3 separate regions of the Homo sapiens genome follow, and all the other regions are linked to region 3. Evidence: chromatin loops called from intact Hi-C (ENCODE). Cell type or tissue: PC-9. All regions are shown on one strand. Each heading gives the region's core, and the rest is flanking DNA. Links, peaks and the distances in the headings are about the cores only.

Region 1 (10,057 bases), core at 699-8,698, 120 kb after region 3:
AAGACACATGCACACGTATGTTTATTGTGGCAGTATTCACAATAGCAAAAACTTTGGAACCAACCCAAATGTCCATCAATGATGGACTGGGTTAAGAAAATGTGGCATATATACACCATGGAATACTATGCAGCCATAAAAAAGGATGAGTTCATGTCCTTTGCAGGGACATGGATGAAGGTGGAAACCATCATTCTGAGCAAACTATCACAAGGACAGAAAACCAAACACCGTGTGTTCTCACTCATAGGTGGGAATTGAACAATGAGAACACTTGGACACAGGGTGGGGAACATCACACACAGGGGCCTGTCATGGGGTGGGGAGTAGGGGGAGGGATAGCATTAGGAGAAATACCTAATGTAAATGACGAGTTAATGGGTGCAGCAAACCAACATGGCACATGTATACCTATGTAACAAGCCTGCGCATTGTGTACATGTACCCTAGAACTTAAAGTATAATTTAAAAAAAGAAAAAAAAGTAAGTCAGATTACATAACCCTCTAATCAAAAGCTCAACAGCTTCCCATTTCACTATACAATTTGCTCCCATCTCCTAAAACGTCTGTCCTCACTTCCTACTATCCTTCCCCTCACTGACTCCCTTAGGTCCCACTAGAAGTGTTCCTAATACACACTGGGTCTCCTTCAAGTCCTTACTCAAATGTCACCTTGTGCATGAGGACCTCCCTAGTCACACTGTCACCCTGTCCTGCTTTATCTTCCTCCATAGCACTCCTCACCACTCAACATCATCTTAATTATTTACCTGGTTTATTTCTTGCCACTCCATACCACCACCTCCCTCACACACAGACAGTCCCACAGAACACATAGTCAATTGTTAGCTACATGAGGACAGGGATCTCTGCCGGTTTTACTCACTGTTGCATTCTTACTGTCTTAAACAGTACCTTGTTGGCACATTGAAGTTCATTTATAAACATTTGTTGAATACATGAATGGGAATAAATACTTTAGTTGAAGTAATATCATCTAGGGAGCCATGGGAGAATTTGAATCCAGGTCTTTTGCTCTAGCTTTTCTACCAAGTAATATCCATTAAAATATTTTCAGCTATAATAATAGAATACCCAAATAAAATAATGAAGATAAAGTACTATCTTACAAAACAAGATATTCTGAGGTAGGTGTTTTCATGGTTGATTACTTCAGTAGCCCAGTGATGGTATCAAGGCCCTAGGTGGGTTTTTTGTTTTTGTTTTCTTACCTTTTCTCATTGCCATCCTTACTTATTGTAGCATGTTGTATTTCTCAAAAAATGCCACACCTACATATTTATCTCATCGCACATAATTTTCACACAATGTGACTGGCAACTGACACTCCTCCCATTAAGGGAAGGGTCTGTGTTCTCTCTTCTCAAATCTAGGCAGGGGATTGTGACTGTCCCAGTCAATGGAGTGGGGCAGAAGTGATGCTATGTGACTCTTGAGGGTAGATCACAGAAAGGATACAGCTTCCACCTGGCTCTCTGTTTTCAGATGCTTGCCTCTGGAACTCAACCACCATGTTGTGAGGAAATCCAGGACACATGGAGAAGCCAACATAGAGAAAAGCTAAGGCCTCCCTCCAACGGGGAGCATCAGCTTGTCTGCCATGGAGTTAGCTATCTTGGAAGTGAGTCCTTCAGCCCCAGTCAAGCCTTCAGATAGTTACAGCTCCAGCCAACATGTGATTGTAACTTCATGAGAAATCTCCAAGCCAGAACTGCTCTCAAATTCCTGACTCACAGAAATCATGGGAGATTATTATTATTGTTGTTTTAAGCCACTACATTTTGGAGTAATTTGTCAGAGAGCATTGGATAAATAACATACTTTGCATATTGTCCTTGGGTTTATCCCTTCATAGTTAAAGCATGGCTTCTTTAGCTCCTGATAGCACATCATCTTTTCAGGTAAATACAACAATATTTTGGATACAGAATTCAATTAATCTGCATAGTTGACATCAAGAAACTAGTAACTTCTGAATCCAAATCTTGATCCAGGATTGCATCACTAAGAGCTACAGGACTGGCTAGATGTTTATACTCTTTTTAATCAAAAGCAGGAAGCTACTCTAAAATACTTGAGACAATTCACTTATCTTTACCACTAGTAAGTTCACGAATGAATTTCTGTTTGGAGCATCCACTATGCTAAGAAGCCACGGATTTCATCAACGGAAACCTATTTCTAACATTAAGTATGCCAGTTAGCAGAGCCTCTACCATTGATCATAGATAAAGGTCATGGGAGCTCTTGTAGTAGCTGCTTCTGGAGTACAGTTTTCCTAATTCGAATGCTGGCTCTCCACCCTAGGGTGCAAATTCCCAATTTGGGCAAATGACTGTACCTAAGGTATAATGTAACCCATAATACACACATGAGATCATGATGCTTGTGATGAAGTATATTCAGTTACAGACAGTTTTATACCCAACCTGGCTTTCTTACATTTAGTTCATTCTCACCTCCCCTTTCAAGCACTCTGTCAATCTCAGTATTAATTTTCTCTCACTTCTGAGGAGTCCCATCCACTCAAACACAGGAATGGGTTTCCTTTCTGATATTCCTGCCAGTATACGTTCCAGAGACCTTGTTTTGGCTCCTGTGTCAGCTCAGTGCTTGCCTATTTCCCAAGGAAGACAGTAATCCTTGTAGACAGTTCAGTTCAATCCTATATTAAAGAAGGTTCAAACCTATATTAAAGAAGGACATATGCTATATTTCTTTAACTGCCTCATAATTTGCAATTAGAGTCAGTAACTCTCATAATGGCTGAGGCTGCTTGGAGCCTGCTGGATTAAGACCAGGATCATATTATTTTTTAATGGCTGCCTTTTGGGTTTTACAAGAAAGACACTGAAAAGATAACGAATACATTACATTCCCATCAAATATCCATGTTCTCCTCAGTCTCCATCTGGGGATAGATAGGAAATGCCCTATTCTCTCAGTGGCAGACATCAGCCAAGGTTTATCAAGCCATATGGATACATGGGCATTTACTAAGGAAGGTGGAGATGCCAATAAAGCAGGGGCTATGAAGGTTAACCCCAGGAGAGAGCCTGGATTCCAGGCCACTGCTGCCAACACTGTGATCCTAAACATGCTCCTTAACCTTTCTTGGCCCCTACATTTCCTTTTCTATAAAACAAAAGGTCATGAGATCCCTTCTAGCTGGAGAGGCTATTTCTGGCTACCTAGAGTTGTCACTTCTGGGCAAACCTGGTATTGCTGCCCTCTTTGTTGTTTCCATTTTTTATTTCCCTCCTCCCTCCTTTTTTTCCACAGAGTACCTACTATGATCTCAGAACAGTCCCTGCCCTCAAGCACTTCTCCACCTAGTAGAGGACATAGCAATGATAATTATTATAATCATTATTATTTTAATGAGAATAAACACTAAAATGCTAACTGCCAATATTTACTGGGCTCCCACTATAAGCCAGGTATTATGCTAAGTGCTTTTCATGCAACAGCTCATTTAATTTAATTCTTGCAATACCCCTAAGAGGGATGAACTGTTATTCTACCAGTTTGTGTTTCAGGGAAGTCAAGTGATGCACCTCAAAGCCCATAGCTCTTGCCTGATAGAGCCTTTTGAACAAATAAAAAATCACAGTGCCACACGACAAGTGCTATCATACTGGCATGCACAAAAAGCAGTGAGCAGCTACCAAGAAGGAGAAAAAAAGATCCCTCCCTACATGAATCTGGAAAGACTCTTTGAAGAGGTATCATTGAAGAATAAGAGTAACTTTACCTGATGCAGAAGAATCTCATTGCAAGATTAGATTAACCCGTAACTTAGAAAGTGATGAAGAAATAATAAGTATCACTGTTTTCTAATAATATTACAGTAAAGGAGATGACTTGGGTTTTCATCTGGCTATGTGTTAATGTGGATGATGCACGTTTTTTCACAACATGCACGCATACAAAGATACCCACTTCATGGTTTCAATTATTGCTTCATTTCCTCCTTTGTGCTAAGTGATGCTGCCTATTTGTTGAAAGGGTACAAGAGTTCTCTTGTAGTCTTCTGCCTGCCCTTCCCCAATTTTCCAGTCTATGGGTTTGTTAATCATGTGGTGATTTTCCAGGACAAGAACTTGAAAGTACTCTACTTAAGATACGTTATAGAATAGATCAGGGAAAACCCCTTCACTTTCTAGGAACATTAACAGCTGCGTGAAGGCCTCAGAGAACTGTTCCCTCATTTAATTTCTGGCTTTGACTTATACCTAGCCACATATTTCAGAGTTTAAAAGTGTGGAAATGTGATGTTTTTCTGCTGAATATTCATGTCTTCTTTAGATAATAGGAACTCAGTTTTTCCTGGGGAACCACTTTTCCCCCAGTCTCAGTCCAAGGGCTTGAGAGTGGTTACCCCCGTCCTAGGCCTGGCCAATCAAGGTAATAGTCATGATCCATTCTGGGCTGCAAAGCATCAGCCTTGGAACTTTGCTTGGTCTTCTTTGCAGCAAATCTAGTGAGATATGAGCTTGGTACTACAGGTGCCCATCATTGCCACAGTTGAGTAGAGTCTACCGAAAATGAGGCTAACACAAGCAGCCTCCTGTGTGGACAGAGAGAAAGCAATGAAAGGCATTAACAAGCCTGAGCAGAAACACACTGTATTAGCCTCGTTCACTGCCAGAGGGGCCCCTGAAGGGGACACAGTGACACAGTATCTACTGATACTGCCCTTATTCAAGAGGTCAGTGCTGTCCTTCACCCCTACCTCATTCCCTACACCCTGGCTAGAATCTCATAACTCCTCCAACAACTTAAAATCACTCTCTCACCTTTGTGTTAGATTTCTGTTTCCAACTCTGCCCCTGTCCCCTGCCAAGACCCACCAGCCTCATGGCAGAGACATCTCTTCATGTCCCAGCAAGTACATCTGTGTGGTCAGTCAGGAACCCTCTCAGGGCCAGTTGCAGCCCTTCCATCACCAGGTGACCCTATCTTATGACCAGAGAGCCTTAGACTTTCCACCTTCCCTTGAGGCCCCACGGTCTTCATGCCAAAGAATAAGGTGCCAGGCTTCTCCCTGGACATCCATGGCCTCAATACTAGTGCTGTCTGAGACTACTGGCTCCTCACACCAACCCCCAATCTGCAGAAAAGCAGGTTGGGATGTCTGAATGAGTCTACATGAAGGATATTCCTTCAAATGTGCATCAGCGTGCATGAGGCTGTTTGTTCTGTAAGATAGCCCAGCCATATCCCAGAGCTGATTAAACAACAATTATGCCACAAATATTATACCCAACATTATGATCTTCTAGGATAATACCCTGATTGTCTCTGAACCTCACTGAATGTCATGGTTGCTGGTGACCCACTGTGATGTTTCTGGGCCACATTCTATGTAGCTAAATTGTTTGGGATATTAACATACCTGGAAGGACCTTTCCCCAGTCCATTAAAAATCCTCTAGTCTTTTTAGGCCACTTAAGGAAGGGTCATAGCTAGCATGGTATGGTCTACAAACTTCAAGTCTACATTCCTGACATGACACCACCCTTCCTGGTAGGAACCAGCCACAAGAAGAAAGGCCACTCAGGTTTCCTAGCAATGCCTTATTTTGGACACATTCCAAGACAGCCACAGTCAAACCAAAGTTTCGGGCAGGTCTCAACTAAGACTGGTTTGTATTTCCAAAGTCACTTATAAGCCAAGTCCTGGGACCCAGAATGTATTTTCCCATGGAAACAGTGACATAGACTATAACAAAGTCATCATGCCAAGCCACAAGTGCCTACAGCTATCATGGTGCCAAGAGCACTATTTCAATAACTCCCAATCACTTTATGTAACATTGCTTCCATAGGAAAGCTCCAATTGAGTTTCAATCTCCAATGCAGGATTCTAGGAACACATTTCCAAGCCCCCACATTCATCTTGGCAGCATGAGAGAATTACCTCTTTTGATCAAACGTTCATTCATTCCCACAAATACTTATTGAAACTCTATTTTTCATGAGCCACTGCTCTAGGTGCTGGGGATACAACAGTGAACAAAAGTCACCCACAAAGTTCTGAAGTGGAAACACAAAGTGATCTGATACCATATTGGCCAGCATAATGAAGGGAGGGTCATCTTACTGTTTCTTCCACAATGGCCAGTGAGTTCCACAGGTGAATTTCCATTTTCACCCTAGAATACAGAAATGCAGACTCTTGGTTTCCTAGCTTAACAATGATAAATCTAGTCTTCACTTTGCATTCTATTTTTCAAATTTAGCTGTTGACACTCAAATTGATTAGAAGAAAATCATCAAGATAAGACACATTCTCTCTTCTTCCATGTGGCAAAAAAGGACCCTGGGGACACATTGAGTCTTAACTGAGCTTGACAGGCTTCCTTGGAAATTTTGAAGGGTTTGGGGAGAAGGGGAGGAGGGTAATGCCCCCATGCCAATGGAACCACCAGACCAGTGGATTTCCAGTCAAACCAGATGGCAAGAAAGGAGCTGCATTCTTCTGCTTCCCAGCTGCTCTTGGAGACTCTTCCAGGTAAGTTAATCTGGAATCTGTTTACCTCTCTAACATTTGCTTACTTCCGTAGCACACTGAGAATTCTGCTGCCAAATTGACTGTAGATTGGAGTTTGCACACTTCACTCTTTACTACCACTCATGTATTCACCCAGAGCACTTAAAGACTTCCCAAATTTAAAGGGATGTTTTCTAATTTTCAAGTACTTATTGTCCCTTATAAAGTGATCTTGTAAGGTTTTTTTCCCCCTTCTTGGTCTATGTTTAATGGTTTTTTGTGATTGAAGCAATGGGGAACAACTCTTCCTTACAGCGAAGAAAACAAACTCCAAGAGTAGTAAATCTTCATGAGACTTATTCCTTCTCCTTTTCCTTCTTAATAGGTTTATTTATCTGGATTAAAACTCACATTAAGCTTTTTTTGGAGGGTATTTGCAAAAGGCCTACACTAATAACAAGTGACTTTCCAATGGCATTATTAGATTATGAGCTTCCTTGGAACAGGGAGTATCTTTAGTTCTGCTGAAGAGTGCAGGATGAAAGTTAGACAAAAAATAATAATAATAATAACACATTTAACAGTTATGCAGATATTGCTCAAAAACTGGCTTTTACTAGCAGGGTGGCACATTTCTCTATTGACCTGATATCAGAAAAAGCAAAGCAGTCTTTTAAAGATTCAGACAAAATGTTTCTGGAATACATCTGTTGAAGAACATGGGAGAGGATAATTATATTAGTTGTATTAGGAAATAATAAATTCGACCTGCAAATATATAGAGTATTTAAAAATTCTTTCTTGATAACTTTTATTCCCATGGAGAGTAATTTTCCCAAATCCACTGAAATGAGTTCACATAACTCAATGTTTGTAAATAGCATCCCTCTGATCTCCTACAGAGCAAGTGGAACTGTATTCCAACCCCAGGGCCAGAAACTTGAGACCATGTGCCAGTCCATGGCACCAGAGTCCGGTCTGTCCCCATCTCTATGGCCACTGGTGCAAACATCAAGAGGAGAAGTGGAGGTGGATGGGCCTCCTCTTCTTTTTTTACCCTCCCATGGGGATGGGATGTAAAAGTGGGACCAGAAGAAGACAGAAATAAACAAGTGTTCTCCTGTTCCCTTTAGGAGTCTGAACATGGAAAATAGAGGCCCAGAACCTGCCAGAAGACAGCAGTTTCTGGCAGACATCCAGGAAAGCCCTCTTGTTGTGTCTTCAAAGGCAAAGTGTCACCTTTTCTGGTCTGCAGGGCTTATAGTCAATTTGACTCCATGCTTTGCCACTTTCTAGCTGTGCGACTTTGGAAAAGCAACTGAGCCTCACTCTTTTCCTTTATAAAATTCAGAATAATATAAATTTTACCACTTAAGGCCAAGGATTGAATGAATTAACATTTGTACAGCATAATAGAGGCACCATATATGTGGCACATAGTAAGCATGCCAGAAAGAGTAACTAGTATTGGGTTTTCCTTACATAAAATTACAAAGCCTATACTTTATTCCCCAGGTTGGAGAAGACGCTTTTCCATTTAAGCCCAAGAGATGCAGAGATTCAGCAGTTTATTGGCAATGTTTTGTACATGGCGTGATGGTCAGTAAGAGAATTCTAGCCTCTATTCAAAGTGTTAGACTCTGAAAACAAGTTTGGCTAGTTCTTTCTGTTCAAGAATGAATGACATCACTACCTCAGTCCTTGAAAACCAAATGAGAGAGTCATGGAGGGTGCTTAGCAGAGTTTCCCCACACATTTCTAGAGCATTTCCCGCAAGCTGACATTTCAACCCCAAGCAAATAAAAAGTTAGGCAACACTTTCCTTAAGTACCTTCTACAGAAAGAACACTGTGCTCTAGTTACAAAGCCATGAATGGTTGGGGAAACGGATGCAGTAAAGCATCCAAGGCTAGGCCGGGCACAGTGGCTCACGCCTGTAATTGCAGCACTTTGGGAGGCCAAGGTGGGTTAATCACCTGAGGTCAGGAGTATGAGAGCAGGCTGGCCAACAGGGCAAAACCCTGTCTCTACTAAAAATACAAAAGTTAGCCAGGCATGGTGGTGCACACCTGTAGGCCCAGCTATTTGGGAGGCTGAGGCAGGAGAATCACCTGAACCCTGGAGGCAGAGGTTGCAGTGAGCTGAGATCGCACCATTGCACTCCAGCCTGGGAGACAGAGCGAGACTCAAAAAAATAAAAAATAAATAATAAAAAAAGAACACCCAGGGCTAGATGTAAAGATGGAGCCAGTGTGGATTGAGCCCTGAGCTGGGCATCAGAAGAGCCTGGATCCTTGGCTCATCCCCTCCCCTTAATAGCTGCATGATCTCAAGTATGGCAATCGATGTCCCTAGGCCTGTGTGCTCAAGTGTACAACGCAGGAAGTGAATCTGAAGGTTTTTTCTAATTTGTGGTCTCAGTTAAGAAGAAAAAAAGGAAACATGAAAATATGTGAGATAAAATAACAGAGCAATACTCACTGCATCATAAATCCGGAGGTGGCTAGGCTGGACCAAAGGGGACATCAGGTAGAAAGTTAAAGTGTCTGTTTTTCCCAATTAAGTTTGTTTAAATGATTTAAATCCTTGAACTACACACTTTCCTAAGCTGATAGGAAGGAACTAGTACTGAGTACATTCGCTCACTGGGGCATAAATCTGAGCTGCTGGTGAAGGTTGGAAACTCTGGCATGTGAACCTATCAGAAGCCTTCGTAAGGAAATAGCCACTGATGAGTTCGTTGTGACAGAGGGCTGCAAAACCCTGAGACAGCCTGAGTTAGGAAAGAGGCTTCACCTCCCAGGAGAAAGCAAAATGATCTCATGGAAACCCAGGACTTACTGATAATCACCTGTAAATGAAGCTCTGCCTACGCGTCACTTTGCAAGGAGAATCAATGTCAACATAAGCAGACCCGCCTTGAGGGAAAACAAGGCAGGCTGCTGTACTGAGGAACAGGCTGAACTGGGGTGTGCCTCTCCCATGCCTGCTGCCCAGCAGTCCACCCTAAAGATAAACCAGCCCCAACTGGCTAAGACCTTATTCCTCCACAGCAAATGTGCACCCAACTAAACCTCTATGGTGGTTTCAGACACCAGTATCTGTAGGAGGCCGGCAAGCTGCTCATTTCAGCCCCTTTCAATTCAAGATTCTGGGTGCCCCCAAAGTTCAGCCTATTTACCTCTCCCAGATCATGGGTACCCACCCCTGTTCCCACCTCTGTTGGCAGGGCCTCAGCAGGAGGTCTTTCCATTTCCAAAAAATGGAAAGACCCTGAAGTGAATCATAAGTCACAGTGCTCTCTTGGGATCCCTGTTACAGGAAGTAGCGGGAAACAAGATGCCTTCTCATCCCCATACTGGTGTCAGCTGTCAGGAATGTGGTTTCTCAGAAACATACTGGGTGACAGCCTTTGCAGATACTTTAAGGTGAGAAAGCTCCCAAAAGGGCAGAGAAAGCCCATTCCCACCTGGAACAGAAGTCACCTAACACTGCTCTGATTAGGAAGAAATAGTAATCATTAAACCATATGCACCGCGA
Region 2 (10,057 bases), core at 856-8,855, 66 kb before region 3:
GCCAGAAGTTTTCTTTTTTTTCTTGTATCTCTGCCAGATTTTGGTATCAGGATGATGCTGGCCTCATAGCATGAGTTAGGGAGGAGTCTCTCCTTTTCAATTTTTTTGAATAGTTTCAGTAGGAATCGTACCAGCTCTTATCTGTGCCTCTGGTAGAATTCAGCTGTGAATTCATCTGGTCCTGGGCTTTCATTTATTGGTAGGCTATTTATTACTGCTTCAATTTTGGAACTCATTATTGGTCGGTTCAGGGGTTCAGTTTCTTCCTGGTTCAGTCTTGGGAGGGTGTATGTGTCCAGGAACTTATCCATTTCTTCTAGATTTTCTAGTTTCTGTGCATAGAGGTTTTTACAGTACTCTCTGATGGTTGTTTGTATTTCTGTGGGGTCAGTGCTAGTATTCCCCTTATCATTTCTGATTGTGTTTATTTGAATCTTCTCTCTTTTCTTCTTTGTTTTGTTTTTGTTTTTTTTTTTTTTTTGAGACGGAGTCTCGCTGTCGCCCAGGCTGGAGTGCAGTGGCGTGCTCTCCGCTCACTGCAGGCTCCGCCCCCTGGGGTTCACTCCACTCTCCTGCCTCAACCTCCTGAGTAGCTGGGACTACAGGCGCCTGCCACCTCGCCCGGCTAATTTTTTGTATTTTTAGTAGAGACAGGGTTTCACCATGTTAGCCAGGATGGTTTCGATCTCCTGACCTCGTGATCCGCCCGCCTCGGCCTCCCAAAGTTCTGGGATTACAGGTGTGAGCCACTGCGCCCGGCCCTCTCTTTTCTTCTTTATTAGTCTAGCTAGTGGTCTATTTTATTAATTTTTTCAAAAAACCAGCTCCTGGATTCATTGATTTTTTTGAAGGGTTTTTCTTGTCTCTATCTCCTTCAGTTCAGCTCTGATCTTGGTTATTTCTTATCTTCTGCTAGCTTTGGGGTGTGTTTGCTCTTTGTTCTCTAGCTTTTTAACTGTGATGTTAGGTTGTTAATTTGAGATCTTTCTAGCTTTTTTATGTGGGCATTTAGTGCTATAAATTTCCCTCTTAATGCTGCTTTAGCTGTGTCCCAAAGATTCTGGTACATTGTATCTTTGTTCTCATTTGTTTCAAAGAACTTGATTTCTGCCTTAATTTCATTATTTGCCCAAATGTCCCTCAGGAGCAGGTTGTTCAATTTTCATGTAGTTGTATGGTTTTGAGTGAATTTCTTTTTTTTTTCTTTTTTTTTTTTTTTGAGATGGAGTTTTGCTCTTGTTGCCCAGGCTGGAGTGCATTGGCGCAATCTCGGCTCACCGCAACCTCCTCCTCCCGGGTTCAAGCAATTCTCCTGCCTCAGCCTCTCCAAGTAGCTGGAATTATAGGCATGTGCCACCAAACCTAGCTAATTTTGTATTTTTAGTAGAGACGGGTTTCTCCATGTTGGACAGGCTGATCTTGAACTCCTGACCTCAGGTGATCCGCCCGCCTTGGACCTCAGGTGACCTGCCTGCCTTGGACTCCCAAAGTGCTGGGATTACAGATGTGAGCCACCACACCTGGCCTGTGAATTTCTTAATCTTGAGTTCTAATTTGATTGTGCTGTCATCTGAGAGACTGTTATGATTTCAGTGCTTTTGCATTTGCTGAGGAGTATTTTACTTCTGATTACGTGATCAATTTTAGAATAAGTGCCATGTGGCGAGAAGGAGGATATATGTTCTGTTGTTTTTGGGTGGAGAGTTCTATAGATATCTATCAGGTCCACTTGATCCAGAGCTGAGTTCAGTTCCTGGATATCTTTGTCAATTTTCTGTCCTGATGATACGTCTAATATTGTCAGTGGGGTGTTAAATTCTCTCACTATTATTTTGTGAGAGTCTAAGTCTCTTTGAAGATCTCTAAGAACTTGCTTTATGAATCTGGGTGCACCTATTGGAGATATATGTATACACACACATATATGTATATATATTAGCCCTTCTTGTTGAATTGAACCCTTTACCGTATGTAATGCCCTTCTTTGTCTTTTTTTATCTTTGTTGTTTTCAAGTCTGTTTTGTCAGAAATCAGAATTGCAATCCCTACTTTTTTCTGTTTTCCATTTGCTTAGTAAATTTTCCTCCACTCCTTTATTTTGAGCCTGTATGTGTCTTTGCATGTGAGATGGGTCTCTTGAAAACAACATACCAATGAATCTTGGTTCTTTATCTGTGTCTTTTAATTAGGATATTTAGTCCATTTACATTTAAGCTTAGTATTGTTATGTGTGGCTTTAATCCTGCCATCATAATGCTTTGCAGACTTGTTTATGTGATTGCTTCAGAGTGTCACTGGTCTGTATACTTCAGTGTGGTTTTGTAGGGGATGATAACAGTTTTTCCTTTTCATATTCAGTGCTTTCTTCGGGAGCTCTTGTAAGGCAGGTCTGATGGTAACAAATTCCTGCAGCATTTGCATGTCTGAAAAATATCTTATTTCTCCTTCACTTATGAAGCTTCATTTGGCTGGATACGAAATTCTGTGTTGGAAATTATTTTCTTTAAGAGTGTTGAATATTGCCCCCTAATCTCTTCTGGCTTGGAGGGTTTCTGCTGAGAGGTCCACTGTTAGTCTGATGGTCTTCCCTTTGTAGGTGACCTGGCCCTTCTCTCTGGCTGCCCTTAACATTTTTTATTTCATTTCAACCTTGGAGAATTTGATGGTTATGAGTCTTGGGGATGATCTTCTTGTGGAGAATTTTACTGGGGTTCTCTGCATTTCCTGAATGTGAATGTTGGCCTGTCTTGCTAGGTTGGGAAAGGTCTCCTGGATGATATCCTGAAGTATGCTTTTCAAATTGATTCCATTCTCCCCATCTCTTTCAGATACCCTAGTCAGTCGTAGATTAGGTCTCTTTACATAATCCCATACTTCTCGGAGGTTTTCTTCATTCCTTTCATTTTTCTTTTTTATCTATTCTTGTCTGCTTGTCTTATTTCAGAAAGATAGTCTTTAAGCTCTGAGATTCTTTCCTCCACTTGGTCTGTTCTGCTATTAATACTTGTGACTGCATTGTTAAGTTTTTATAGTGTGTTTTTCAACTCCATCAGGTCAGTTATGTTTCTATCTATACTGGATATTATGGCTCCTGCTGCTTCCTACAGACACATTCAGGCTGGCAACAGGTCAGCTCCTGCATTGTTTTATCATGATTCTTAGCTCCTTTGCATTGGGTTACAACATGCTTCTTTAGCTCAGTGAAGTTCATTTTTATCCACATTCTGAAGCCTACTTCTGTCATTTCAGCCATACCAGCCTCAGCCCAATTCTGACCGCTTGCTGGAGAAGTGCTGCACTCATTTGGAGGAAAAGGGACACTCTGGCTTTTTGAGTTTTCAGCGTTTTTTTGTTGGTTCTTTCTCATCTTTGTGGGCTTATCTACTTTCGATCTTTGGAGTTGCTGACCTTTGGATGGGGTTTTTGTGGGCCTTTTTGCTTTTGTTGTTTGTTTGTTTGTTTTTCTTTTAACAGTCTGGCCACTCTTTCATAGGCTGCTGCAGTTTTCTGTGGGTCCATTCTGGACTCTAGTCACCTTGGTTTTTCCCTAACCTGGAGGTATCACCGGTGAAGGCTGTGAAAAAGCAAAGATGGCAGCCTGCCCCTTCCTCTGGAAGGTCCTCCATCCCAGAGGGTACTGACCTGTTGCCAGCCTGAATGTGCCTGTAGGAAGTGGCTAGAGATCCCGGTCTTTCAGTCAGGAGGAATGGGATCAGAGATCTGCTTAAAGAAGCAGTTTGGCTGCTTTTTTGTAGAGCAGCTGTGCTGTGTTGGGGATCCCTTCAGCCCCCAGTTGGTTTAGGTTCTGCAATATCCTCAGGCTGGACCAGCTGAGATGCCCAAACAGCCAAGGTGTTGGCCTGCCCCACCACCCCAGGCTCCCCATCCCAGGGAGAAATTAGAACTCTGTCGGCCATAGAACATGGGCAGGGAAGGCCAAGTCCTCTGCTGGGGGGACCAACACCTTAGGAGAAGTGGATCAGGGTTCTGCTTGAAGAAGCAGTCTGACCATGCCTCAACAAAACAGCCATGTTGTGCTGGGAAGCTGCCTCTGCTTCTGTAGACTTGGACTCTCCAAAGCCTGCAGGCTAGAATGGCTGAGTCATCCAAACAACCAAGGTAGTGGCCCACCCTTCCTCCTCAGGCATTCCATCCCGGGAGAGATCAGATTCCTGCTTAAAGAAGCATTCTGGCCAGGCTCTGGCAAAGCAGCTGTGCTGTGCTAGGGAGACACCTCCTCATCTGGACTGTCTGACTCTCCAAAGCCCACAGTCTGGAATGGCCAAGTAGATCAAACAGCAGAGATGGCACCCGCCCCTCCCCCTAGGGGTTCAGTCTTGTATCAGGCAGGCTCCACCCTGTTGCTGGTGGCTTGCTGGAATTCCAAGCCAGTGGGTTTTATCTTGTGAGGTGCCGTGAAAGTGGGGCCCACAGACTGATGCTGCTCAGCCTCCTGGATTCAGCCCACTTCTTTGGGGTATGCACGGACCTCCTGATTTGCCTCGTTGCATACACCTTTATTAGAGATCCTGAGGCCAGAGTATGTAAAGCTCCTGGGTCTCTGTGTGTGCCTGAGCAGGCACTCTGCCAAGACTCCATACAGCTCCGTGTGTTGAACCTAAGGCCCTGATGGTGTGGGCTCACAAAGGGATTCCCTGATCTGCGGGTTGCAAAGATCTGTGGGAAAAGCATGGTTTCCCAGGGTTGCACACTCACTCACCACTTCCCTTGGCTGGGGGTGGGGGTTCCCTCGACTCTGTGTCACTCCTAGGTGGGCTGTCACCCCACCCTAGTTTTCTTTATTCTCCGTGCTTTGAGTTGTTTCCCTGATCAGTCCCAATGCGAGTATCTGGATATTTCAGTTAAAGGTGCTGTATTCACGCACCTCTTTCGTTCCTCTCTGTGAATGCCACAGATCGCAGCTGCTTCTAATCAGCCATCTTGGTCCCCTTTATTGTACTTTTCAACTCCAGAATTTCTATTTGTTTTCTTAAAAGTAATTTTAATCTCTTTATCTGGTGAGACATTCTTCTCATACTTTCCTTTAGTTTAGACATAGTTTTCTTTAGTTCTTTGAACATATTTAAAGTAGCTGACTTTGTCTAGTATTACAGAATCTGGCTTTCCAGGGATAGTTTTTATTGGCTGCTTTTTCTCTCTGAGCATAGGCCATATATTCTTGTTTCTTTGCATGTTTCATAATTTTTACAGACATTTCTAAAAACTAGACTTTTAAAAATATAATGTGGTAACTCTGGAACAGATTCCCATCTCCAGGATTTGTTGTTGCTGGTTTGTTTCTGAACTAATTCTGTAAAATTTGCATTCTTTTTCATATGTGGTTATTGATGTCTCTGCTCAGTTATCTTAGTGGTCAGGTAATGATTACACAGAAATTTATCAAATGCTTAGGACCAAGAAGTGTCATAGTGTTTGGTCAGGGCAGGGGGTCTATGTGAATATTTGAGATACATCTTCAAAATTCAGCCAGACAGCTTCCAACTCCACCTTAGCCTTCACTTCCTGCTTGGGCAGAACCTCAATATCAATCAGAGGTGAGAGTTTAGGCCTTGTTAGTTCTTTCCTGAGTATGTGCACAGGCCTGGGCATGCACGTAACCTTCTAGATTACCAGGAATATATCAAAGCTTTCCAAAGCTCCCTATGGACATTTCACTACCCTGACTTTCTTTTTAAGATTTTTTATTAGCTTATTGTTTGACCCAACTGCTATCTACCACTTTGGGCAGCTATATTGTTTTCAACCAATGCTTCTAGGAAAAGACTCTCCACAGTAGACAGGTACTTTCCAAGTCAGTTCAAATAAAGACATCCTTGCAAGTGGAGTCTCCCAGGAACTACCAGACAGATCAAATAATGACAATTCTGTGGGAATGGGGCTTTGAAGGCAATCTAATCCCACATAACCCCCTCCAGTGTCTTCCTGGATGCTGATTTTCACTGTACTTGTGGGCTGTTGGTTTTCAAGGCTGTTGTTGAGTTGTGGAGGGGGAAATAGGGATACAGCAAATTAAAATGTCATAAATATTGCTACCCTTACTGAGATTGAGCCATTTTTCCTTGAATAAACTTTCCTTGTATTGCTGCAAGCCTTTGCTTAATTTCCAATGTTCTGAAAAATTTGACTCTGACCATTTTTGTCAGTGTTCTCACTGCTTGTATAGAGATGATTTTCCATGATCCTCACTTATGCTTTTCACTGATACCCCTCCACAGATTCTTTCAATGGCATTTATCTTTTCCTTGACATCAACTCTTATTTTTCCGAACACTGAAAAATCTAAAGCCCCAAATAGTTTATACGTGCTCTGTTTTCAAGAAGTGAGTTTTCTGAAGTAAATGTTTATTCTTATGAAAATCACCAGTAAAACAAGGCAATTAATGAATGTACAAACAGACAAGCCACAGAAAAGATAAATTGTTTGTGACTGTCTTCAACTTTCATCATTTGTTAATGTCTTTTTTCATCATTTGTTAATGTCTTTTTTCTTGTTTGTCTTAGTGCAGACCTGGTTAACCTGAAAATTCCTGGTTAGATTTTGACTGTGTGGGTCAGCTCCTCATCTCCCTGGGCCTGAGCAATTCTGGAAGAGAAAGAGAATGAGGTAGAGTTGGTCTTCAGCAGCTCCTTCACTGTTGGCCATCAGTGTTGTAATAATCAGCCTGAGCTGCCATCACAGATTGCCACAGATAGGGTGGCTTAAATGACAGAAATTTATTTTCTCACAGTTCTGGAATTCTGAGATCAAGTTGCTGGCAGGCTTGGTTTCTCCTGAGGCCCCTCTTTTTGGTTTGTTGGTGGCTTCCTTCTTCCTGTGTCCTCACAAAACCTTTCTTCTGTGTGTGCATGCTCCTGGTGTCTCTTCCTCTTCTTATAAGGACAATAGTCCTATTGGATTACAGCCCCACCCTTATGAACTCATGTAACTTTTTTTTTTTTTTTTTTTTTGAGATGGAGTCTCACTCTGTTGCCAGGCTGGAGTGAAGTAGCATGTTCTCGGCTTACTGCAACCTTCGCCTCCTGGGTTCAAGTGATTCTCCTGCCTCAGCCTCCCTAGTAGCTGGGACTACAGGCGCACACCACCACGCCCAGCTAATTTTTGTATTTTTAGTAGAGACAGAGTTTCACCACATTGGCCAGGATGCTGGCCTTGATCTCTTGACCTCATGATCCACCCACCTTGGCCCCCGAAAGTGCTGGGATTACAGGCGTGAGCTACTGCACCCAGCCTGAACTCACGTAACCTTAATTACCTCCTTAAAGGCCTGATTTCCAAATACAGTCACTTTGGAGGTTAGAGCTTCAAAATATGAATTTGTGGGGAGGGACACAATTTAATTCATAAGAAATGTCTAATACACAGTAAGTAAGTTCTCCATAAACACTCATTGATCATATGCGTTCTCTTTCCTTTACATTTCTGCACCATCCTTTTTTCTTCTTTTTCTTTTTTTTTTTGTTTTTTTTTTTTTGAGATGGAGTCTTGCTCTGTCACCCAGGCTGGCATGCAATGGCGTGATCTCCGCTCACTGCAACCTTCACCTCCTGGGTTCAAGCGATTCTTCTGCCTCAGCCTCCTGAGTAGCTGGAATTACAGGCACGCACCACAACGCCCGGCTAATTTTTGTATTTTTTAGTAGAGATGGGGTTTCACCATGTTGGTCATGCTGGTCTTGAACTCCCAACCTCAGGTGATCCACCCACCTCGGCCTCCAAACGTGCTGGGATTACAGGCGTGAGCCACCACACCCAGCCCATTTCTGCACCATCCTTATCCCTCTGCAAGCACCTCCCAAACTAGGCACTATGGCTTCTGGTCTACTGTGACAGCAGCACTATGCAGAGTTGCCAGACTAGGAATCCTGACAACAGAGTTCAAATCCCTCCTCTGGTGTCAAAAAGCTGTATTGCCTTGGGCAAGTCAGTTAACCCACCAATTTTCTCTAGCTTTTGCATTTTTGAGTGGTTTGGCCCAATTATCTCACTGCTCTCTATTCCCTAAGCTCTTGATTTGTCACCAACTTCTACTACTAAAACATCCTTGCTTCATCCTCTGTGTAGCCATATCTAGGGGTCAGCTAGCAAAATATATCCTGATAATGCACTGACTAAATAGCTCTCCAGAGTAGTCTTCGTCTCTGCCAGATGTATTTCTGGAAATACTGTCCCTGTTGCTGCTGCTCAGGTAAGAGTTGCATTAGCATTACTGGGTAGTTTAGCCCAGGAAGGAAACATGCAGTGAGAGAAAGGGCTGGTACGGGAGGTAAGCAGGGGTAGAGTGGAAGCTGGGAACTCATTCACGTATATTTGCTTAATCAACTTTTGCTAGGAATCTACTTGTTCCAAGCATTGTGCAAAGTGATGAACCAGAGCTCACATCAAGGGCTTCTCTGACCATAGGATTTGTATTTGGCATGAATTATAGTTGTAGAAAAAGATAAATGACCTGGGTTCAAGTTTTGAATTTGTTGTTTATTTCTCTGTGACAACAGGCAAGCCACTTACCTCTTCAAAGTCTTGGTTATTCCATTTTAAAAAGAAGGGATGGATCAAGTGTTTTTATGGTCAGTTCTCCCAGTTTGGCTCTCACCTCCTAGAATTCTGTTTCACTGGGAGTTGGGTGTAGATCCTGTCCAAAGAAAAATCTGTATTTTTGAGCTTGTTTTCTGCATAAGGCTGCTCTGCAAAGAAGATGGAAGGAGAGAAGTGTACAAGTGGCAAACGTTTGGAGGGGGTGGAATTAACCCCACAGTTCATTCAGAAAACTTGGAAAGGAACCCTTAAGGGAACCAAGTATTTGCATTCTTATACTGTCCTTTGGGGGTGCTATTAAGGAATACCTCACAGATGATAGGAAAGAACTCATTTTAGCAGTGTAGACCAAGAAGGGTCCATTGTGGGTTATTAACCCTAAGGAGATTGGCCAGGTGTTAATAGTAAATGCAGACTCAAGGGACAAAACTATCATTTGCCCAGTGAAATAGACACTTTAGTCACATGTTTATGTGTTTTGGTGCAAGAACCATGTTTTGTTAACTTCTCTATTTCTCATACCTAGCAACACAGAGTAGAAACTAAATGGACATAATAGTCCTTGTTCTCCAAATGAAATTTTCTTCATGCCACCTGCTTAAAAATAGAGACAAAACCAAAACCAAATTTTAATACTGACAGTGTTCCCTAAATTGCTGAAGAACTAGATTTCATTATCTTCAACAAATTCAATAGAAGTTGTCCATACCTTTGAAGTTAGCAATTTAAGCCTTTGCCTCTCCAAGTCCCAATGGTACCTCTATGTTCAGGCTAACTTGGTCTCAGTGTCAGCCTTCATGGACAGCTTGGATGATACAGGCAAGGTGGTATATCACAGTGGATAAGGCTCGGGCTTCAGGCCAGGGCTAGATTTGAGTTCCGACTCTGCCACTCACAACCTTGTAACTTTGGCAAGGTGCTAATCTCTCTAAGTCCAGTTTCCAAGTCTATGAAATGAGGATGATACTATTACCTACCTTATAGAGTCATTGTGAAGAATAATTTTTAAAATGCATTAAACTATACAGTGACTGGGATAAAATTTAAAGGCACAGAAATTGTGAGCTTTTTGAAGAATTGAGAGTTTGAAGAACTGATAGTTATGGGTAGGAAGGAGAACTTTCTATTTCTTTTATTTTTTCAGGATCCACATAGCATAGCTATATTATTATTATTAATTATTATCATTGTACTTTAAACCTGTATATTAACTTTATCAGGAGACTAGGATACATCTGAACCATAGCATGGATACTTGCTCAACCTGAGATGTCATTAATTGGTTTTCCAGATGTCATTTCAGAGAAGTCCCATAAACCACTGTCCTGTATTATTAGAGTGCTCACAAGGTTTAGAAGAAATCAAGTTAAAAAAATGCAGTCAAAGAGATGCAGCAAAAATAAAACAAAATTAAAAGTAATCTCATACATTTGTATTTATAAATAGTACCATATTCTCTATGAAATAATACTTAAAATCTTTGAGGATATACACATAACTTCTT
Region 3 (10,057 bases), core at 798-8,797:
GTGGAAATTTACAAAACCCAATCATCTTAAGGGGAACGTGCCAAGCTGGTATGAGATAGTAAGTTTGGAAATTTGGACATGAAACTAGTACACCTTTGGGAAAAGCATCATGCCCCCTCCCCACCCCCAATCAATGAACTGCAATGATGCAAACCACCCAGAGAAGAGGCCTGTCTGCTGTGGGAGAAACCTGGCCTGAGTTCCATTCTGAAGCCTGGACCAGCCTTCCCCCATGGTGCTTCTGACTCACCAGGACAAGGTGGGGGAGCCTTATTTGTGGGTGTCATTGTTCTTGTCACAGAACTTGGTCAGGCCTGTTAGGAAGTCCCAGCCAGCTTCAGGTTGTCTACTGATGGCCCAGGCCACTTTCAGGCTGGAATTGGGCCTCACAGCTTCTGTGTGGCCAGAGTCAGCACATCCACAAGGGCCAGGGTTGGCTCCACATCACATGGGCACCTTCCAGTGCAGCTCTCCCAGGTGACAGGAGGCACACTGACAAGAGCTTGGTGTTGGATGGTGGAAAGGGCACTAGCCTGGGATGAGAAGACACAAGAAAAATTGCTGCATCTGCCCCTGTGGGTGGGTGCAATGGGCAGTCATGCGGTCTCTAAAGCCTCAGACACCTCACCTGTAGAATAAGGAAAATACTTCCCAGCCAACGCCTCTGCAGGTGGCTAAGATGACTGATAAAGAAAACATCAGTGAAACTGCTTCCTCCAGCATTGGCGTCATTCTGAATTGCCAATCTATAACTCTATGTCTGGCCTTCCTCAACTCTAAAGGACTGGCATTCGCTCACTCATTCAACAAATATTAATTGAGTGAACGTGTGACTTTCCACGTAGATAACATGGAGATCTGCAAAGTGACTAATAGGCATCTGAAGGCTAACGTAGTTGAAGCAGAACTCTTGTTTCTCCAGGAAACCAGCCCCTCTTCCAGCTTGCCCCATCTAGGAAACAGCATCCATATCCATCCACTTGCTGAAGCTAAAACTCAGGAGTCAGCTTTAACTTCTCCCTTACTTCTTTCAATCCCTGAGCAAAGCCTTGAACATGCACTTGAGTCTCTCTCCCACTTGCAACACCAGATTCCAGTCCAGTGCCACCATCCGGCTCTTCATCCATGGCACCACCTCCATGCCAGTCTCTGCTTCTTTTCAGAGGCTCTATATTCAGCAGGCAGGACAAATCACATCACGTCCCTCCCCTGCTGGGAAGTCTGCAGTGGCTTCCCAGTGCACTTGAACTGAAAGCCATGCTGTCAAGGCCCAACATGACCTGGCCCCTTCCCCTCGTACGCAGCTCTCCTTTACTGTGTTCCAGCCACTCCAGCCAGCCTACTTACTCATCCCAGCATGCCAAGCTCATTCCCATCCCAGGCCTTTGCGCTGGCTACTGACCCTATCCTGGAATGCTCTTCTGCCGGAACATTGCCTGACTCCTTCTCATCACCTATGTTTCAGTTCAAGTAGCATATCCTCAGTGAAGCCACCACTCCCTGTCCTGAGTTACTCTCTACCTCTTTATCTGTTCCAGTTTCTGTTATGATCTGATATTGCACCTGTTAGGATCTGATGTTATCCTAACTATGTGTTTATCTACATGTCAAGTATCTGTCATTCCCCTCAAATATACTCTGTTTCACAAGAGAGGCAGTTTGTCTGGTTATCCCCAGCTCCTAATGCTTGACACATAACTGGCACTTAACAAATATTTCTCAAAGGGATGAACTGATATTACTATTACTGCACTGCTTTCAAATACATTTGTCTTGTTCTGAAAAGAATTTAAGGGGGTTATAGAACTGAATGAAATGGAATAAGATTTGTAAAATACCAGCCTAGGAAATTAGGTTTTTTAAGAAAGAGGGTAGGAAACTTAGAAGAACTCTTAGCCTTGCATTGTTCCTGGGCTCAGCCCCGGGAGCGCCTCTTCTCCACCCTCATGCTACCCCCACCTACCCTTTATTCTGCCATCTGCTCTAGGCTGTGGCTCCGAATACCAGCAATGCATTTCTATTCAGCCAGATGTCTACCTGAAACCCAAGCTCACTCATCTCCACTTGGGGTCTAACAGGCCCCGCACTCCTAGCGTGTTCAAATCTACTGCCCCAGATTCCCTTCATGGGAGAGCATGTAGTTAAAGACACTCTATCCTTCCAATTTCTCAGGGTCATCCTTGGCCCCCTCCTGTCCTTCGTGCCCCACACTGTATCTATCAACAAATCCTATTACCCAGAATGTGACCTCTTCCCACCTACTACCATGCTGGCTCAGCACACCATCTCCTCTGAGATCCTGCAGGGGTCTCCTAAGTGGTCTCCCTGCTTCTACCTCTGTCTCCTATGTGTGCTGTCAGCTCGCTAGCTAGAGGGACCCTTTGAAGTTATGCCACTCCTCTGCTCCAAACCCTCTAATGGCTTCTCATCTTACGCAGTGTAAAGGCCCAAGTACAGCAAAGCCCTCTGAAGCTCGACAGGAGCTTGCTTCCGGTTACTTCTTGGACCCTATCGCTGCCTCACCCACTCCACTTCAGCCACGCCATCCTCCTTGCTGTTTCTTCAACATGCTGGGCACACTCCTGCCTCAGGGTTTTGAACTCCCTGTTTCCTATCTCTGGAATGCTTTTTTTCCCCAGGGATCTAGACAGCACACATCACTCCTTCAGGCTTTGCTCAGATGGCAACTTCTCCGTCAGTGCTTCTCAGACCTCTGCTCTATTTAAAATGTATTTTCAGAGTAGTATCTAGAACAGTGTTTGGTGGGTAGCAGGTACTCAGTAACTACTTGTTGTTTAATGAGTGCAGATGAAGAAGAGTGAGGCAAAGGCATGAAGCACACACTTCAAGGTCTTTATATTGCTTAGTGTTGAGCCACAAACTTGCCGCTCCACTTTCTAACAGTCAGCACACACATGAAAGCAGTTTCAGTTATGCGCATCACAGTACCCGTCTATAAAATCCAATCAAACCATTTGTTCAGGAAAAACTTAATAACTCTTCCTGATACCGAGATCAGAGAGAAAGCTCTCCCATTACACTTTCTGAAGAGGTTGTAATATTGTGAGCAAAGTCCTCAGTTCAGAGCACTAGAAAGCTGCAGCAACAAGGAGCAGAGTGCTTCTTATTACATTTTCCAGTGTGGTTGATGACTTATACCAGAGTATAATTAAGGTAAAAGCAGGGCCAGAACAGTTTGGTGCCGAGATGCAGCTTTCTTTTGAATGGATCCAGGAACATACCTAGAGTAGCAGGAACAGATCTATACTCCCAGAAACAAACCTGGAGTACCCAGGATCAGGCATGCTTTATGGCTCTTGCCAGTGCCTCTGAATGAAGCTTGCGTTTGCTGAGAAATTGGCAGGTAGTTTATGAGAATGGGTCATTCTTGGAGTGTCATGGAGATTGTACCAATATAGCTTTAGAAGCACGACCATGGTCCATGTACATGCATTCCCTGGAGTAATGCAGTGCACAACCTGTACAACTGAGTGAGGCATCCCCATTTAGGACGCTGGATAAGTGTAGAGACCTAGGCTTTAACTAGTAGCCAAAGCCAAAGGTGGCTTGCCACATATGTATAAAAGATGCAGTGCCAAAAAAGGATACATAATATCTAATGTACTGCAGAAAAGGGCTAAAGGAATAGCAGTGGGCAGGGCCAAGATGCTTCATAGAAAGAACCTGGAGTTGGGCTATCAGAGAATGGCTACAAGAATACTAGAGTGAAAATGCTCAAAGCAGTTGAAACAAAATATACTCGCCCATGCCAGCTATAAAAGATCTCAGCAGAGCTCCCACTGACCAACTCACTTGAGCTGTGTGGTTTTTCTTCAGTGCACAATTGTGAAATAAACATTGAGGTAGGGCCGGGCACGGTGGCTCACGCCAGTAATTCCAAGACTTTGGGAGGCCGAGGCAAGTGGATCACGAGGTCAGGAGTTCCAGATCAGCCTGACAAACATGGTGAAACCCCCGTCTCTACTAAAAATACAAAAATTAGCCAGGTGTGGTGGCGTGCGTCTGTAATCCCAGCTACTCAGGAGGCTGAGGCAGGAGAATTGCTTGAACCTGGGAGGCAGAGGTTGCAGTGAGCCAAGATCGTGCCACTGAACTCCAGGCTGGGTGACAGAAAGAGACTCTATCTAAAAAAAAGAAAAAAAAGCCAGGCACAGTGGCTCACACCTGTAATCCCAGCACTTTGGGAGGCCGAGGCGGGCAGATCACAGGGTCAGGAGATCGAGACCATCCTGGCTAACACAGTGAAACCCCATCTCTACTGAAAATACAAAAAAAAAATTAGCCAGGCGTGGTGGTGGGCGCCTGCAGTCCCAGCCACTCGGGAGGCTAAGGCAGGAGAATGGTGTGAACCCAGGAGGCAGAGCTTGCAGTGAGCCGAGATTGCGCCACTGCACTCCAGCCTGGGCGACAGAGCGAGACTCCGTCTCAAAAAACAAAAAAAACAAACAAAAAAAACACATCGAGGTAGATGGCTGAATTACATTGCTATTTGGGATTGCTAGCCGTAAACTATTAAATCAGGAGCAGTTACCAGAACTGATGACTGCAGTAAGGTTTCCCACTAAGAAATTTGATTCTATAAAATTTACAGTAATACAAATACAAATATTCACTCCACTGGGGTTCACACTCAGTTCTTCTGTCCAAGGGCTCCTAATTTGCACATGACAGGAAGATCAGTATTTCCCTGTGTCCATGTGTAAGAAGTACATTTCTTGAATTTTTGTGGTAAGTCAAGGACTTCCATGAGAATTAATTTTCACATGCATACATCCCCCAAAGATATATTTTGTCTTTCATTTATTGGAAGATATGAAGAAATTACATGATAATTAAGCTGAAAAATATGCAATGTGGCGATGACTAAGCAAACACCTCAGCTTTCATGATCGCCATTATCATAGCTGACTGGAGTCCCCAGGAATGCATTCATTCAGAGTCAAACCCGCGTTGAGAGCCTACCATGTGCCAAGCCCCATGCTAGGCATTTTTCTGAGGATGGGTTGGGAGTGGGGAGTGGAGATAAAGATCAAGAAGACATGACCCTTGACCTTAAGGAGATCCCAATCTAGTGGAGGAATCATAACTTTCTCATCTGAAAGTTCATCTAGCCCTGCAAGGCAGTGCATGGTGAGCATGCATTTCAGGATGCACCTTGTATGATCTCTGTGGACGAGAGGGGTCTGGGGCCTCCAAGGGAGGTAGGCCTTGAGCTGGTCTTGAAGAAGATTAGAATATGGAAAACTGGGTCTCATAGAGGGGAGACAATCACCAATCTCCTTCCTCTGATCGCTAATCAGAGAGAAATTAAATTCGTAGGGCTTGGTGGTGCAGACCTGTAATCCTAGCACTCTGGGTAGCTGAGACAGGAGCCAGCTTGCCTTCCTGCCTTCCTTCCTTCCTTTCTTTCCTTCTCTCTCTCTCTCTCTCTTCTTACGAGACAGGGTTTCCCTCTGTCGCCCAGGCTGGAATGCAATGTTGCAATCATGGCTAACTGCAGTCTTGACTTCCAGGACTCCAACAACCCTTCCAACTCAGCCTCCCGAGTAGCTGGGACTACAGGCATGCACCACCACACCTAACTAACTTAAATTATTATTATTATTATTATTATTATTATTATTATTTGTAGAGACAAGGTCTCACTATGTTGCCTAACCTATACACCTCTGGAGCAGCTCCTGGGGTTCCCTCCTCCTAACACATACAGCCCAAAATGACTTAGCCAGCAAGAAGGAAGAAAGGAGCCAATGACAAGAGCATGCTTATGATGAGCCAGGCATTCTTCTAATCACATTACCCACAACTCTAACCTCCCCCCGACTCTGCCAGGCAGGAGCAATTGCAATTGCTCACTTCTAGTAATCAAGGAGCAGAAGTGCAAAGATTTTCTAAGTCACACACAGTTAATAGGCAGCAAAGACCAACCACCCTGATAGGTCTGATGCTTTGTACTACTCAGACACAACCAAGTGTGGACAAGGAGGGCCTCAGAGAACTGGATCAGGTGTCCTCATGGGTCTCTCTTCACTGCAGGAGGATAAGAGAAAGAATCTCCAGTGTTCTATTGAATCCAAGCAGGAGCAGATTATTTAGGGAAGCCTGGGGCGGCAGTCCTTTAGAACTGGAAGGAAACTCGAAAAATGTCCAGTTCAACCTTGTTTTACAGAAGAGGGAACTGAGGCTTAGAGAGGTAAAGTGATTTGTCCAAAGTTAAGTGATGCCTACATAGTTTATGGCTCTTCTCCCCACAGTGTACTGCAAATCCTACATCCATGACCTTCATGGACACCAGGCAAATTAGGGTATGCCCTTTCTTGCAGGTCTTCTCTGTGTCTGTCTGGGTTCAAGAAGCAGGAAATGATGGAAAGTGCTCTGTGTTGACAAGGGACTTGTCCATTCTGGGTCCTTTGCTCTCCTCCAGGTCACAAACTCCCCACCTGATGTTCTCCCCTTTCATTCCCACTCTGCTTTCAGGAAAGGGTTGGACAGGTGACACCTTGGTAGGAATTTAAATCATATCATTGGGCACTATATTCATTTAGGCTGTCTCTCCAATCATCAATGAAAAACTTCATCCTCATCAAAGAGACTTCAGTCCCAGCCACAGATTGGTTTTTTGGAGGGGTGGGGTGGGGAGGGGGCGGGTGGTGACAGCAAGGCTAGGAGGGAGGGGGTCATGGGTGAGATCTGATATGCTTAATAGAGCAGCAGTCACTCCAATCAGCTTTGTACCCTGAGGATCTTATCCAAGTTGGTTTTCGTGTCGGAGCTCAACACCGCCTTACAGAAGATGTTTTGGTGATGAAATAAGAGCTTTCGTATCTGTTTAGGCAGCTGGCGCATTTCCGCAAGCCTCCTGACCTGAGCAGGCTGAGTCAGGGACAGGCCTATTTGTTAGATAAACTCAGAGAGTTACAGGTTTCTCAAGACTTTATAAATCCATCCCGTGTGCGAGTACTTCCCTTTCCTTAAATGGATTATTAGAAAAGATTGGATGCAAATCAAGAATTCAATTTCTAACCAAGCAAATTTCCACCCACACAGAGAACTCATTTTAGCGTAGGCAACTTCTAATAAATAAAAGATTTTCTTCAACTCCGAGACTGACTTCTCATTAAAATGAGGTGGGACTCTACAGGGGTCTTTTAAGGGTCCCTGTCTGGGTGCTGAAATCCAACATGTCATAGTTTAAAAACACCGTAGACACACTAAATGAACCTATGTACTCTCATTTGCTGCTCACACCTTCCCTGGGATGAAGGCTGCTGAGTGAGCTCTACGCTTGGCAAGGAAATGTGGAGCAGGTTGTACCCGAGAACGTCCATAATTCCACCTCTGATCAGACAGGTGTGGCATCAAATCCTGGCCCAGACACAAAAGCTGTTTGACTTTGGACAACATACTTAATCTCCCTGAGCCTGGGACTCTTCTAGGTCTTGAAAACAGGGGCACTAACACCCACCTCCCAGTGCTGCTGTGAAGACCACACAAGATACCTTTATAAAGCCCCTGGATATAGTAATCACTCTGTTTCTTGCTAGCAATTATTATGTAAGGAACTTTTCTAAACATGTGTTTCTCTTTTCACATGAGGTTTTTTCCTGAGCATGTGGAAAACTATGATGGTAGATGTTTTGGAAAACACAGAAAACCATAAAAAAGAAAATAAAAATTGTCTGTGTTCCCAACACTCAAAAAGAATCACTATTAACATTTTGATATGCTTTAATTTCATAACATCCACACAGATGCACACATACTTCTATATAGTCACACACATATAATTTTGTGGTTGAGAATGTGTGCTGTTTTCTTTTTTCACCTAACATTATATTTTGAGCATTTTCTTATATAATTAAAAATTCTTAAAAACATCATATTCAACAGTTTCAAAATAATAATATTTTCTGTCTTAATTTCATTGTATACAATTCTTTGTGTTTCTGATTATTTCATATTTTTCTTTTTATTCCTAATTTTGCAGATGAATCGACTGATCAAAGCACATGAACTTTTTAAAAAAGAGTAATAAGTTTACTTAAATAAAGAAAGCTTAAATTATACAGAACTGAAAATATTAGAAATCTATATCTAATTAAATGTGTATAAATTAGCCAACTCCATAGACATTTCTAGTTGAGCATTCGTAAAAATACATATTAATTCTTTCCTTTTATTTAGAGATAACACATGCCTACATAACATAATGACCCTGGCCAAAAAAAAAATCAGATGATAAAAATATTCTCAAGTTGTGAAAATGATGTGAAAAACATTTCAGTGACAACATTCTTCATGAATATAAACCTCTGATTTAATTCCTCTGATTTACCTTTGAACATGCAGAAGCATGATGGTTTTAAATTTTTTTTTAATGTGGTGGTCAGGATTATCATCAAGCAAATATTTTACAGATATTGGTATCATAACACATCAGCTTATTAACATTTAAGGCTTTTTGCATGCACAATATCTCATTGTGAGAAAAACAATTTTAATATTGGTTATTTGCCATAATTTTTTAAACTTTCAAAGCCTTTTCAACATAAGAGAATGGCTGCACACATTTTCTTATAGAATATAATCTTTAAAAAATTAACTAAGATTGGTCTTTATGGTTCCTAGTAATAAGTCCTTGTCTTATTTTTTCATATAGTATAAATTATACGCTTATGTAATATGCAGGACTGCATTAAGACCCAGTAGTTCCTAAACAATGTTACCAAATAACCACATAAATCCCAAATGCACCAAAGTTCAAGTATCTTTGTAGTATCCTTCCACCTAATTGAAGTTGAAGCTGTTCCTTTTGGGTATTTTTCTACTTCAGTATGAAGTATATTGTTAGAATTTCATTAGTGGGTTCATTATGTGGCTTTTTAAAGACAAAAGTGGTTTTGATTTCTCCGATAGTTCACAATTCTGACGAGACATTTTCTTGGAAGTCATATAGTCAAGAGATGCTTTGAATAACAAAACACTCTTTAGTAGCTGTAATCTCTCAATGCCACTGTTACAAATGAGTGTTTATATCCTTGGCTATAATAGCAGTATTTCCCAGATGGCTTCCCTGTTCCCACAATACACTTCATTGTTTTAAAATCTGAATATTTCCATTATTATAATTTGTTTGATTATAATCCTGACCACCACATTTTAATGACTGATTGAATCCAGTTTAAACCAATTATTACATATTTTCTTCAAATTTGCTTTTAAGTAGTGACTTTGCTAGTGGTACCAAATCTATACAGCAGCCATGTAAGGTGTATTGCTTTTCTTCCTGTAAACTATTGGTGAGCACGAGAAGGCAATCCACCAAACTCCAAGATCTCCTATCCTCACCAAATAAGGTACAAATTCACTCACACATCTTTTTCTGCAAAAAATTAAAGCTACTTTCAATCTCAAATTCATGTTCAGCAGAACTTGTGCAACTGTTTCATGGTCCTGCGAAACCTTAGGGAAAGCCCGCCATATTTTGATAATAGGCTGTCTAAAAAATCAGAATCACTGGAGTTAACCAGATATATTTAACTATCATGGTGTAATTTTTCTGGCAGGTGGCCTGCACAAGCCAGTTCATTTTCTTTACTTGTCATGCCCACAGCCCCCACTTGAAGAGGAATGTTCCTTTCCATAGGAAAGATTTGAGATTTGGAAAAAAATGATGAACTTTCTTTCTGCAATAGGTGCCCTTACGTAGTTTATGTGGGCATTTCCTAGCTTCTCCAATTGTTCTAGTTACGTAAGCAGCCAACTGTCTTGGAAATTTCTTAAGCTCCTTCATGTTCTTACCAGTCAAAGTAGAGATCCTTTCTCTAAGACCATCAATGAAATGATCCTCAATAATATTAGAAAATTCCCATTTTTAACATTGGGGTTTCAGATGCTGTAGTTCCTAAACATCAGTGCCTCAGGTTACTGCAGCTGTTCAGCCCAGTCCTGGCATCCACTGGGCAGCCCTCTCAGGCCTGTGCAAGACCTGCTAGGAGAGCGCCCCTTGGGCAAGGTGGGGGCACTTCCCTGACTC

The links. Peaks named below come from ENCODE experiments on the same cell type or tissue, not always from the same donor. Only the 100,000 strongest peaks of a DNase experiment are listed, where the experiment ranks them.
Region 1: it touches region 3 in a loop (8-fold over the local background); 10 of 110 quality-filtered maps call a loop at or near these places.
Region 2: a loop joins it to region 3, with 9 times the contacts of the local background. A loop is called at or near these places in 3 of 110 quality-filtered maps.

Annotation. Positions count from the first base shown.
Region 1 is chr1:94,764,135-94,774,191 of GRCh38, forward strand. The region is part of intron 1 of SLC44A3-AS1 (SLC44A3 antisense RNA 1); the gene reads right to left. Among named protein-coding and RNA genes, the nearest start is that of MIR378G, 23 kb to the left of the region's middle. In PC-9, for the core only: CTCF peaks have their summits at 8,417 and 8,618; DNase peaks (open chromatin) are centred at 5,607 and 8,287; H3K27ac peaks cover 1,475 bases.
Region 2 is chr1:94,575,895-94,585,951 of GRCh38, forward strand. The region is part of intron 1 of LOC105378861 (a long non-coding RNA gene); the gene reads left to right. Among named protein-coding and RNA genes, the nearest start is that of MIR12133, 37 kb to the left of the region's middle. In PC-9, for the core only: no CTCF peak of the experiment used is centred there; a DNase peak (open chromatin) is centred at 4,137; H3K27ac peaks cover 2,450 bases.
Region 3 is chr1:94,641,518-94,651,574 of GRCh38, forward strand. All of the region lies in intron 3 of SLC44A3-AS1 (SLC44A3 antisense RNA 1), which reads right to left. It also overlaps the pseudogene KATNBL1P2. Among named protein-coding and RNA genes, the nearest start is that of MIR378G, 99 kb to the right of the region's middle. In PC-9, for the core only: no CTCF peak of the experiment used is centred there; DNase peaks (open chromatin) are centred at 1,584, 4,824, 5,494, 6,874 and 1 weaker place; H3K4me3 peaks cover 1,321 bases; H3K27ac peaks cover 8,000 bases.